2 separate regions of the Homo sapiens genome follow, and region 2 is linked to region 1. Evidence: chromatin contacts called from ENCODE Hi-C data. All regions are on one chromosome and are shown on one strand. The core of a region is the stretch at or near the end of the contact, and the rest is flanking DNA. Distances in the headings are between cores, read along the strand shown.

The links. Hi-C counts contacts between places; a loop is a spot of excess contacts on that map. Pooled maps may share reads with other maps.
Region 2: a loop to region 1 is called in a map of G401, with 4 times the contacts of the local background. The contact joins the enhancer-like site here to the promoter of MTA3 in region 1. A Hi-C loop is called at or near these places in 1 of 168 maps with a recorded cell type or tissue (G401), 9 of 37 single-sample maps with no recorded cell type and 5 of 50 pooled maps.

The regions. Positions count from the first base shown.
Region 1 is chr2:42,565,888-42,572,516 of GRCh38, forward strand. It overlaps MTA3 (metastasis associated 1 family member 3), which reads left to right and starts at 2,745. Exons shown (of 17, transcript NM_001330442.2): 1 at 2,745-2,886; 2 at 4,550-4,617. The coding sequence starts at 2,859. RefSeq lists enhancers at 1,993-2,132, 5,797-6,323 and silencers at 2,373-2,422, 2,483-2,532, 2,803-2,962, 3,023-3,102.
Region 2 is chr2:42,747,710-42,754,119 of GRCh38, forward strand. MTA3 (metastasis associated 1 family member 3) reads left to right here. Exons shown (of 17, transcript NM_001330442.2): 17 at 5,665-6,410. The coding sequence ends at 5,690. Among named protein-coding and RNA genes, the nearest start is that of OXER1, 13 kb to the right of the region's middle. Within about 2 kb of position 4,787, at least 3 of the 41 ENCODE cell types and tissues checked have a DNase peak (open chromatin) inside an H3K27ac peak, as active enhancers do.

The DNA.
Region 1 (6,629 bases), core at 1,495-3,994:
CAGCTGCTTGGGAGGCTGAGGCAGGAGAATTGCTTGAGCCTCGGAGGTGGAGCTTGCAGTGAGCCGAATCCGAATCGTGCCATTGCACTCCAGCCTGGGCAGCGAGAGCGAAACTCCGTCTCAAAAAAAATTTTTTTTTCTACCATAAGCCTTTGAGGTAGGTATCAACCAGTAGTCATATTTTGTAACCCCTCTTGAGGCTCAGAGGGGTTAAGTAACTTGCTCAAGGTCTTTATAGTTAAACTGCCAAACTAGGAGTGAAGTTAGGGCTGGTTGATGACAAGTTTGTGGTCTAAACCATGTAGCTAAGAAGGGAGAGGCGCCTTTGCTTTTTTAAAGGTGCAGGCTTTCCACCCGTCTTTGGTTGAAAGGTTTCTTTCAATCTACAAACATTTGCTGAACTCCTTTATGTGTGAACCTCTCTGGAATTAGGACATATAAAAGTTTCACAAAGTCCTTGTATTCAGCTCTTCTGATTCTTTGAGTCCACGATTTGTTGGTATTTATTCTTCAGATACTGAGCATCTACTGTGTCAGCTCAGAAATGTAGAGGACATTGGCCTAGGAGCTGGACATGGAAGAGACTAATATATAGAATCTAGAGCAAAAAACGGTTCTAAGGCCTGCCACCATCATTACCTCCTGCTAGTCCCCTTCAAGTCTTTGAGGCCTTTCATGGGGGGCTTCTGGATGAGGCTGTTCCTAAGGGGACATAGGGAGGAGTTTTCTCGGCATCTTTCACCATTTATTGTGGTTAGCACAGTCATCATAAACACCTGGCAAGAGCACTAAGCTTGGGAAATGAGACAGGCACACAATGAATTAACAAAAACAGGGAAAGATTTCGAAGGAGGAGAAATTGCTTATGAAAAATTAATGGGAAAACATCCTAAAGCTTGTGATCCACTTCTTTGCACTTTATGGTTTCTAGGTGGCTTTTGTACTTGGAGAAACACTGTGGTTCAGAACATTCTAGGCCAGAGGAAAGGGCTGATTCATAATCCCAAAATTGCTGCCAGTTTACTGTGTGATTCCAGGTGAATTATTCAACCCTATTTATGTGTCAGCTCAGAAATGGAGTGATGTCAGTTTTGTCAGAATGTTTTTGGTGGGATCTCTGGTAAATGTTGAATGACAGCTATGCAATGTGTGGAACAGAACACTTTTGCTTTCTTCTTTGGGTCAGAATTTGACACATGGCTCAGAATTTGACACACAGCAGAGAACCCTTGGGAATCTGTGGTTTTCTGGGGTTAAAAAGAAAGCAAGAGACACCTGTTATTTGCATGGTGCTCTGTGTTCCCTGGTTTACAAAGCATTTTCAGATATCATCGCAACTGATCCTTACCACACCTGTGAAGGGGGAACTCACGTCCCCATTTTATAGACGAGGAAACAGGTCATAGAGTCAATGTAATTCAATAGTGCTTTATTTTTTATTTTTATATTTTGCCTCAGCTATGCACAGTTTTTTCATCTCAATACTTTGTGATAAGTGACCATCACAAATGTCATCACCAAACCACCAAAACACAACCTTCTTTTCTGGGGGCACCTCTTAGCCCCGCACAGACCTTAAACCCAGAGTCGACAGCACACAGCTGTGTATCACCACACATTCCAAACAAGCCACCACACCAAGAAATCTTCTTCGTGTTTATTATGCAGCAATGTCTGGGAGTACTTTGGAATGGACTGGCTTCTCTAAAGAAAGTTATTTGTGTTCATTTGGGGGATCGCCAGCTAAGATTCAACGTTGTTTTTTTTTTTTTGTATCTGTGAGAGTAGGAAGGCCGTGAAAACAGAGGTTGTTTAGAGAATTGGCCTGGGACAATAACCATTTAGAAGCTTTAGGCACGTAACCAGTTAAGTGTCCATCGACATGAAACTGATTGAATACAATCTCCTCTGTTTGGGGGTGGTGGTGATTGTGAACTGTAGGGCCCTGTTCCCCCATGGACAAAGGAAGCCCCTCACTCCTAAAGGTCCCTTTTCCCAGCAGAACAGGCCCTGCATATACAGTGCCCGTCTAGAGCCAGGGCCTCCATCTGGGTGTTGGACAGTTGGTTCTGCTCAGCCCAGTTTTGGGGTAAACGATGACGCAGTTAGGGTGGCCTAGGAAGGGAGTTTTTCTACCTCTGTCCCCAGCTGGGTCTCTGGCGAGGCGGGAAGCACCCGGAATCTTCCTGGCCCTAGAGCCTGCAGGCTCCAGGCCGGCCCCTTGAATCTCACCGCGAGGAAGGCACCCTGCTGCCTGCACTTATTTGCATCCAAGAGTTTGCATTGAGACTGGCGCTTGCCTACTAGGGCAGCCACAGGGGGGTTCCCCAGGGACAGAGGTAGGGAAGGAGGACCTGTCTTGGGGTGGACAGGTGACGGGGTACCCTGGGTGGGGGAAGAGGTGCTGGGGAGAGGCTAAGCCCCAGCCCCCACTCTAATTCTCTAACAGCCCCTGGTCCGCATTTGAGTGCAGGCCTCTGCCTCAGCCAGGACCCTGACCCCAGGGCCCTCCACTTCCAGCAAGGCCCCCCACCCTCCCTCCCACTCCCACTCCCTTTCCCCTCCCCCTCCCCCCCAATTCCCGCTGGCCCCGCAGCGCTCCAGCCTCCCCGGGCCTCCCCCGGCCCGGCCCACTCGGCCTTGCTAGCCTGGCGCTGGGGGCGGGCACCAGCCCCCACCCCTCGGCGTACCATCCCCTTTACTTCCCCCACCCCCTGTCCCCTCCCTTCCCTCCCTTCCCCCCCGTGGCGAGGCAGCAGCGACGGCGGCGGCGGCAGCGGCGGTCGCGGCTGAGGCTGAGGAGGAGGCGGCGGCGGCGGGCGGGGCTCGGCTCGGGCTCCGCGGGCGGGCGGGCGGACATGGCGGCCAACATGTACCGGGTCGGAGGTAGGCAGGCTCGGCCCGACCCGGCCCGTGTGGGAGCGGGTTCCGGGAGCGGGGGGCCGGGGCGAGTGCACGCCAACTGCCGGGAGCCAAGGGCGCCGGGGCTGAGGTCGCAGTGGGCTGGGGCGCCGGGGCCCGCAGAGGGGCCGGGACTCCCCACCCCCACCCATCCCTTCCCCTCCCCCCACGCGGGCTCGCGAGGGCCCGGGGCCACCTTCACCCTCGCACCCCGCCCAGTGTTTAGGGCCAGGCCTCTACTTGGGGGTACGAATTACCAGACACCCCCCTCCACGAAACCCTCATCGGGGTAGGGCCCGTCGAGCCCCCTGAGAAGGTGGCCTTCTTGCGTGGCTTCTAGGCGCTGGAGAGGATGAGGGGACATCCCCTCTCCTGCTTCTTCCCCACTCAGTGGGAGCCTGGGGTGGGGGTGGGGGTGGGGGCGGTGGGGGCCCAGCCAGGGGCCCAGCTGGACGGGCCTGTTTGCGTGCCGGGGCCCTGCACCTCCCCTTCCTCGGCCCCCCTCCTTTTCGTTTCTGGTCCAGTCCCCCACGAATGGGGCTTCGTGGGAGCTGGGAACCTCAGCCGGAGGTGGGGAGTTGAGCTCTGCCTGGACGTTTGCTCTGCTGCCTGCCTCCTTCCCAGTCTTCTGCGGAAGAGAGAAATAAGGTCAAACAAACTTTCTCCCTACTCACGACGCCCTCCTCCCTCTTTCCTGGTAAAATAATAATTCAGATAAGTGGCGTGTTTGTATGAGAGACTGGCTCTTCCTTCTCTGCTCATTAGCCGAGCTTCTGATGGATGGTGGTGGGAATGGCCTGGCTAAATGAGGCCACTTTGCAGAAGAGAGCGGCGAAAGAGCCACTAAGATAGACAATAACAATGCAGCTGCCTTTCGGATAAACACACAGTGGGAAGTTTCCAGCAAGCCTATTAGATGAGAGGAAAAGCCACACTTGAAAAATTTTATCCTTTTAGTTGAAAGCCTGCAGCAATTTCTTAATCACAAGACATTAAATGGATCTGGATTAAATATGGTAAAAGGGTAAAAAAGATGCTGATATCACCCCCAGAACACTTTGCCTCTTAGAAGTGATCCCCCGGCCCCCTTTTTTCCTCATCTTCCCAGGTAAAACTGTGGAAAAGTTTGTCAGCGTTCTTCCTCTTAACCTGTTCTGCTCATCTGATTTTTTTTTTTTTTTTTAAGTAGTGATTGAAATGTAGGTTGGACTGTGAAGCCTTTCTCCCTGCTCTGAATGTGTCTTAGGTCAATAGTTTTATGTGAGAAGCAGCCTGCAGGGCAAATTGTATTGGAGGAAAAAGATGTGGAAGTAGTTATAGTACAGAGGACACATGTTTAGCGTGCCCTGACTACACAGTGATAAGAGGTGTCTTTTTTGTTTATTATTAAAGAAATGACGTATTGGGACAGAAGTCTAGGAGAAACTGATAAAACATTAATTGAAATGAAAATGCCAAGAAAATAAAGGTCTGTGAATAGTAGGCACGTGAGAGGATATATTAAGGCTGCATTATTATGTTTGCTTTTACCAGTGAATGAATTATGAGCTTAATTTCAAACGTGAAATGCCTAACATAAAAAGTCTTGGATTGACAAATCTGAACTTTCTGTTAAAAAGATTAAGTTCTGTACTTCCTTTAATTACAGATTATGTCTACTTTGAGAATTCCTCCAGCAACCCATACCTAATAAGAAGGATAGAAGAACTCAACAAGGTATACACTGAGTGTTCTTAATTTTAATATTAAAAATATTTATTTTCCCTTGATGGGTAATTGGGTAAAGGGTGGCCTGGTGTGGGGGCTCATGCCTGCAATCCCAGTAAATTGGGAGGCCTGGCGAGTGGATAGCTTGAGCCCAGGAGTTGGAGACCAGCCTGTGCAACATAGTGAGACCCTATCTCTTATTTTTTTTTAATTAATATAAAAAGTAAAAATATGGCTGGGTGCGGTGGCTCATGCCTGTAATCTCAGCACTCTGGGAGGCTGAGGCGGGCGGATCACCTGAGGTCGGGAGTTCGAGACCAGCCTGACCAACATGGAGAAACCCCGTCTGTACTAAAAATACAAAAAAAATAGTCGGGCATGGTGGCACATGCCTGTAATCCCAGCTACTCGAGAGGCTGAGGAAGGAGAATCGCTTGAACCCGGGAGGCGGAGGTTGCGGTGAGCCAAGATTGTGCAATTGCACCCTAGCCTGGGCAATGAGATAAACTCCGTCTCAAAAAAAAATAAAAATAAAAAAATAAAAATAAGCTGGGTAAAGGGGCATAAGAGATGATTTTACTTTCAGTCCCAGACTCTTTGAAAGATGAGATTTTAGGCTGGGCATGGCGGCTCACCCCTGTAATCCCAGCAATTTGGGAGGCCAAGGAGGGGGTGGATCACTTGAGGTCAGGAGTTCAAGACCAGCCTGGCCAACATGGTGAAACCCTGTTTCTACTAAAAAAGTACAAAAAAATTAGCTAGGCATGGTGGCATGCACCTGTAATCCCAGCTACTCAGGAGGCTGAGGCAGGAGAATCCAGGTGGAGGTTGCAGTGAGCTGAGATCACGCCATTGCACTCTAGCCTGGGTGACAGAGCAAAACACTGTCTCAAAAAAAAAAAAAAAAAAAAAAAAGTTGAGATTTTAGAGAGTTATGCACGATTCTGAATTCCGAATATTCTTTTGCTTTTTTGTTACTGAATATTTAAAAGTGTGCAGATATTTTCAAATTGCTTAGAGCCTCTGAAAGAGCAGTTCACTTATGTAACTCAGACCCTTTTTATGTTTAGAGTCATAATGTGTATTTTTCCCTTTTTAGTGAATTAATATTTTCCTCTTCCAGGTTTAGAAGGAGGAAGCTAGGGAACATAATATTGAAAGGAATTGGCTGGGCGGGTGCGGTGGCTCACGCCTGTAATCCCAGCACTTTGGGAGGTCGAGGCGGGCGGATCACCTGAGGTTGGGAGTTTGAGACCAGCCTGACCAACATGGAGAAACCCCATCTCTACTAAAAATACAAAATTAGCTGAGTGTGTTGGTGCATGCCTGTAATCCCAGCCACTTGGGAGGCTGAGGCAGGAGAATTGCTTGAACCTGGGAGGCATAGGTGGCAGTGAGCCAAGATCACGCCATTGCACTCCAGCCTGGGCAACAAGAGTGAAACTCCGTCTCAAAAAAAAAAAAAAATTGAAGGGAATTTGTAAAATTCTGGACTAGGCTGGCTGGGCACGGTGGCTCACGCCTGTAATCCTAGCACTTTGGGAGGCCAAGGCAGGCGGATCACGGGGTCAGGAGATCGAGACCATCCTGGCTAACATAGTGAAACCCCGTCTCTACTAAAAATACAAAAAAAATTAGCCGGGCATGGTGGTGTGCACCTGTAGTCTCAGCTACTTGGGAGGCTGGGGCAGGAGAATGGGGTGAACCTGGGGGGTGGAGCTTGCAGTGAGCCGAGATCGCGCCACTGCCCTCCAGCCTGGGTGACAGAGTGAGACTGTCTCAAAAAAAAAATTCTGGACTAGGCTAAATTGTCTGTGGTAGCTCACACCTGTAATCCTAACATTTTGGGAAGCTGAGGCCTCAGGATCCTTTGAGTCCAGGAGTTCCAGACTAGCCTGGGTAACATAGGGAAACCCTGCCTCTACCAAAAAAAAATAGCCGGGCATGATGGCACATGCCTGTAGTCCCAGTTACTTGGGAGGCTGAGGAAGATTGCTTGGGCCCAGGAGGTCAAGGCTGCC
Region 2 (6,410 bases), core at 3,537-6,036, 180 kb after region 1:
TATTATGTAACTCCCACAGAGCTTGTTTATATCACACCTATAAAGACATTTTTCATTACTATTTTTAATAGCTTTATTAAGATATCATTGTCATTTGGTAAACTATATATTATTAAAATATACAATTTAATAAGTTTTGAAATATGTACACCAGGAAACCATCACCACAATCAAAATAATAAACTTAATCATCACCCCCAACAGTTTTCTTGCACCCCATTATAATCCTCCCACCTGCCCTCCCCATCTCCCCCACCTCACCCCCAGGTGACCACTGATTTGTTTTTTGCCACTATAGATTCATTTATATTTTCTAGAATTAGTTTTTTGTTTTTTTTGAAAGGGAGTCTCCCTCTGTCGCCAGGTGGGAGTGCAGTGGCGCGATCTCAGCTCTCTGCAACCTCTGCCTCCTGGGTTCAAGCGATTCCCCTGCCTCAGCCTCCTGAGTAGCTGGGACTACAGGCATGTGCCATCACATCCAGCTAATGTGTTTGTGTGTGTGTGTGTGTGTGTGTGTGTGTGTGTGTGTGTGTTTTAGTAGAGACGGGGTTTCACCGTGTTGGCCAGGATGGTTTCCATCTCCTGACCTCATGATCCGCCTGCCTCAGCCTCCCAAAGTGTTGGGATTACAGGCGTGAGCCACTGTGCCCGGCCTATTTTCTAGAATTATATATAAATGGAGTCATACAGTGTGTACTCTATTTGTCATTTTGGATGATTTTTAGAGTTCTATCATCAAGTTCGCTGATTATTTCTTCTACAGTATCAAATCTACTATTAGTCCCATCCAACACATTTTTCATTTTAGATTTTGTATTTTTCAGTTTTCAGATTTCCAATTAGTTATACTTCTAAAATTGCCCACCTTGTCACCCATTATATTCGTCTTTTTCTATAGATTCTTTAGCGTATTTATAGTAAATATTTTAAGTCCATACCTGCTAATTCTAACATCTGAATTATCCATTAATCTAGGGACTGTTTTTTCTTTTGATTACGGGTTGCATTTTCTTGTTTCTCACTGCGCCCAGCCAGTCCAATCATATTTAAATGCATACTGGGTCAGTGTGAATGATGAGTTATAAAGACTCAGGATTCTGTTATTTTCCTTTGCAGAGTGGTAAGTTTTGTTCTAGCAAGGAGTTACATTGGTGGATCACTTCGATTCTGTGGAGGCTTGGTTTGAAGCTTTATTAAGCCTCACATATTTCAATTTTGCCCTTAGTCCGATGGGATTTCAATGGAAAGACCAAGTTGTTTACCAGGCCCCTTTAACTTCACAGAACTTGAACTCCAAATTCTGTCTTCTCAGCACTGGACAGCTCTTGAAGTCACTGCTCGGCTCCTTGAGCCTTCTAGCTGATGTTTTCCATCGGGCTCCTGGGAATCTCACCCTGTACTTGCATAGTTCAGAAATAAGCAAGTAATGTGAGGGGAGTTTGTATGTAGATTTGAGGGCTCCCCCTTCTGTGTCTCCTTCCTCTGCAGGATCTCCTCCCTCAGTTTCCAGCTGCATTGGCTGCCTCAAGCTCTGACCTCTGGTTCCTCAGCCTAGTAGACTGTAGCTTTCTGCCTGAGCTATATTCATCTCATACTGCATGAATGTGCTCATGGGGAAAGACACTTAAGAGTGGCTCTCACTTTGTCTCACTTTTTCTTACTTTGTCTCTCTTTTTTCTAGGTTCATAACCCCTCCAATTTTTACCTGATTTTGGTTGCTCTCTAGTACTTTCAAACAGTTGTTCTTTTTTAAAAAAATTATTTTATTGTATTTTTGAGACAGAGTCTTGCTCTGTCACCCGTGCTGGAGTGCAGTGGCATGATCTCGGCTCACTGCAACCTCCGCCTCCTGGGTTCAAGCAGTTCTCCTGCCTCAGCCTCCCAAGTAGCTGGAATTTCGGGTGGCCACCACCATGCCTGGCTAATTTTTGTAGTTTTAGGAGAGACAGGGTTTTGTCGTGTTGGCCAGGCTGGTCTTGAACTCCTGACCTCAAGTGATCCTCCCACCTCAGCCTCCCAAAGTGCTGGGATTACAGGCGTGAGTCACCACACCTGGCCTCAAACAGTTGTTCTTTATATTTCGTCCAGAGTTTATCACTGTTACTGGCTGGAGGGTTAGTCAAATTAGCCTACCACGATAGGAAGCAGAGCTCCTCAGTCCTTCTATGTGCTTCCCCTCCTGTTTCTCTCAGTTAAGAAAAAACAACATACTATGTATGTTTCATAGATACTGTATTTTTTCTTCCCTGAGGATATTAATGATAGTGGCTTTTTATTTTTATTTTATTTATTTATTTTTTTGAGACGGAGTCTCACTCTGTCGCCAGGCTGGAGTGCAGTGGCACAATCTCGGCTCACTGCAACCTCCGCCTCCTGGGTTCAAGCGATTCTCCTGCCTCAGCCTCCTGAGTAGCTGGGATACAGGTGCGCCCCATAACACCTGGCTAATTTTTGTATTTTTAGTAGAGACGGGGTTTCACTCTGTTGGCCAGGCTGGTCTTGATCTCTTGAACTTGTGATCCACCTGCCTTTGCCTCCCAAAGTGCTGGAATTACAGGTGTGAGCCACCACGCCTGGCCATGTTTTTTGTTGTTTAAGTATTCTTCTCTGTTTCTTCTCTCTGTTTCTTCCAATTTGTACTCTTCTGTTGATTATGTGTTATTTGGTCTCTAACACCTGCTGTTAGAGGGTCTTTGTTTTTTTTTTCCCTGGTGACCTTTGTTGTCAAACAATGTTTAAAAGTAGGAGACTAAAAATCAGAGTGAAAGCTCTGTGCTTGTTCTTGGCAGAACCTGTAGTGCAGTTCACTGTAGGGTGATCAGGTTGGCCTGGTGTTTGGACGATAAATGCCAGTTTCTTTCGATATTTTCTCATGGGCTTGTCAGATTCCCCAGAGAAGTTTCTTCCTATCTGTTCCCCAGAGGATAAATGTTTGTTACCTGCATTCTGAGAGCTTCATGGGAAGAAGGCTGGGGGCTCACCATTCAGTAGACATAGGTTCACTTGATCTCTCTCTGTTATAATTGTAGCCTTGTCCTTAGCTGTGCATGGTGCCTCGTGTCCCCTAGGCCTGAAACGGTTTTGTCCTCGTCAGAGAATAAATATCTCGACTGGTGGGACGTAGACAGTTGCCTGGTGGTATGGAGTTGGGAGAGCTTCTTGGGATCCAGCTGCTTCTCAAAGAGCCTTTAACTCCTCTTCCTTGCTTCAGTCCCCTCCCCTACTTCCAGAGGTACCTGGTGTCATTTCATGAGCCTTTGGGGTTCTCTAGACAAATTGGGTACTCAGCTTTCCACACTGAACCTTCAAGTCTGTCTGTCTTGAGTGCATAGTCTGTTATCACTCATTTATCTGCTTTCCAGCTTCTAAAATTCTGTGGTTTCTTCTCTGATTTTCAGAAGGAAAGGAAACTAACTCAGAAGCCACCAGCTAGCTGGCTGGATTGCTTTCATTGGATTGGTTGATTTAAGTGCAGAATCTCCAAGTCCATGGACTTCAAGTACTTCTGAGTAGTCAAACCATTAGGGAAAATTTTGCAAAAAACAAACAAACAAAAAAATAAGTGCCTGTCAGTCAGGGCGAGTACGTACCAAAGTGGCAAATATAGGTTAATACATTTGAGAATAAATAAACAAAAAGAGAAATGATTTGGGCTACATCATGGTCTAGGAAGGAGACTGAGAATTGATGTAGACATTTTCCTGGGGCTCTCTGCCTGTGCTACTGTGCTGAGTCTCTGTATCTGGCTCTTGTTCCTGCTCCAAGGAAATGCAGAGGATCTGGGGAAGCTCTGAGCAGAGGAGAGTGAAGTGATAACCTTGTAAGGGCAGGTGGTAAGTACTGGGATTCTTCAGCCCAGAATACAGAGAGGTGGCCTGTCTCAATTGAAAACCGTGGCCAGGGTGGAGAAGGCAGAGTGGAGCCTGGGCACCAGAACCTGAGATGCTAGGAGGAGAGGGTTGTTTCTGAAACCGCAGCAGGCAAGTTTGGCACAAATAAAAGCACAATTTACCATGGCAGGCTAGAAACTTGGGAAACTATTAAAAGCAGCTCTTTTGATAGGTGGTTTAATTCCATAAGGGTTTAGACAGATGAATGACAGAGCTCCTGCTCCACTAAATACAAAAAGAGAGAGTGGCTCCTAGGAGACGCTGACACTTACATAACCTTCCATTTAGACACTGAGGAGGTCAGGATGCTCTTACTGGGCTGTTAGCAGAACACTGGGCTGGATGGAGAATGAGCAGCTTGGTGTAGTAGGAAAAACTTGACACAAATTAAGGTCTACATTCAAATCTTGACTCCTCAGCTTACTTACTGTGACCTTGAGCAAGTTCTTAACCTTTCTGACACTCCCAAGATTCTGCTGAAGGTTAAATAAGGTAGTTACATAACCTACAGTATGTTCAATAAAGCAAGGTTAGCATGATTCCTAAACTGAATTTATCTGGGCCTTTATTTAACACATACTTGCTGAGCTCATATCAAATACCAAGCTGGGTACAGGTATCTTCCCTATCCTAGAAAAGCTCATGAAGTGAAGACACAGCTCTGCTCCATCCTGCAGCCCTTCCTTGGCATGCTCTGAGGCTGTGAAGGTGAGCATTGCTGGGTCCTTTCCTGGCAGCAGGGTGATGTGCCTGGGGCAGAGAATATCTGAGCATCTTATCCCTTCTCAGCAAACAACCCCACTTCCCTCCTAGCCACTTTCCTAATAACTAAGTAAAAAGCTTTCACAACTTTCTAATACAACACGGTGGTGATGTGGTTTGCAGGCCACTTCTGCTTTTTCATTTACTTGTCTCTGCTGTAGTCTCCAGATGGTCAGAGTTGAAGGTTTTTGGGGAAGTGGAGGGGGTGGGAGTGAGGGGCATAGGAATAGTTCCTGACACTGTGGGAGAGTGAAGTTCACTCCCCTCCTACAAGAAATGTGTTCATAGCCTCTGGGTGCCCACATCATTATGATTAATTATGATGAGCTCAGATGAGATCGTGCCTCCTCCCAGCCAACTGTGTTCCCTATTCCTTAGTATCCGTCAGAAAAGTTCCATGAGTCTCTTCTCTTGCCTGGTGTACTGTAGCACCTCTCCAGTGACCACTAAACCCGCCTATTCAAAACCCAGCTTTTAAGATCTTTCCGTCCTTCAGTATCAATTATATATTTTATTGGCCCTAATTAAACTTTCCCTTTGATCCAGTGTTAAACTACATTGTGAGCCCTTTTTTTTTTTTTCAGACAGGGTCTTGCTCTGTCGCCTGGGCTGGAGTGCCGTGGTGCGACCACAGCTCACTGCAGCCTTGGCTTTGTGAGCTCAAGCAGTCCTCCCCCCTCAGCCTCCTGAAGTAGCTGGGACTACAGGCATGCACCACCACACCTGGCTAACTTTTTATTTTTATTTTGGTAGAGACAGAGTGATGCTATGTCGTCCAGACTGTCTTGAACTTCTGGCCTCAAGCCATCCACCGGCCTTGGCCTCTCAAAGTGCTGGGATTATGGGCATGAGCCACCACACCTGGCCTAGTCATGAGATTTTCTTTGACCTACTGCTGAGCCTCCTTTCCCTGAAGGTTGTGATGTTGGGAGGGGTGAGTCCATCCTCCCTTTCATCTTGCCTCCACCATCGGGACTTGTTTAACCTTCACACTGTTACTTCCCTTTTCTAGAACTCACGTGCTGTGTGTCAGACTGAGCTTTCCCTGATTCATTCTACAATCCAAGACTTGCTGCACTGTCCTGCTGATGTTCACAGCCGTGCCTGGGAAGAAGGCAGCCCCACTCCCAGTACATTTCAGTGGGAGACCTCTGCGTGCATCCATGGAGACGCAATGGGGCGGGGAAGGAACTGTGGGAGTGCACGTTCCAAATCCTGTGTCTCCACGTGTGGATCAGCAGCACCTCGCTTTCTTGTCAGAGACCTCGCTGTTACGGAGCGAGACCTGCTGAGAATTGAGGGGCTGAGGGAACCCCTCCACCTCCTCCCTTCTGCAGCGCCCTGCGCCCCACCCAGCAACAGCGGCCACTTGGCAGTGGGGCTGCTGCAAGCTCAGAGCCGCTGCCACCCTGCATGTGTCCGCTCAGCTCGGTCTTATGCTGTATAGTTACTAAATATGTACAGGAGGGCCATGGCATCTTTCTGAATGGATTTTTCTTAAGAAATGCGCCAGTGTTTATGAGGTTCAAGGTATTTCCCTGTCCTTGCTGTTACCGTCACTCAGCTTTTTCTCGATAGGCTTCATCCTTGTTTTTTTGAAATGGGGGAATTTGCTGTTTACCCTCTGCATTCCTATATGTGACCCTCCCTCCTACTCCTCCAAGGAACAGAATTACCGAGGTTCTGACAAAAGATAAGCCTGTAAACTCATCATCTGTGTTTTGTGGTTGGAGAGAAACTGGTGTTCTGCCCGGCTCT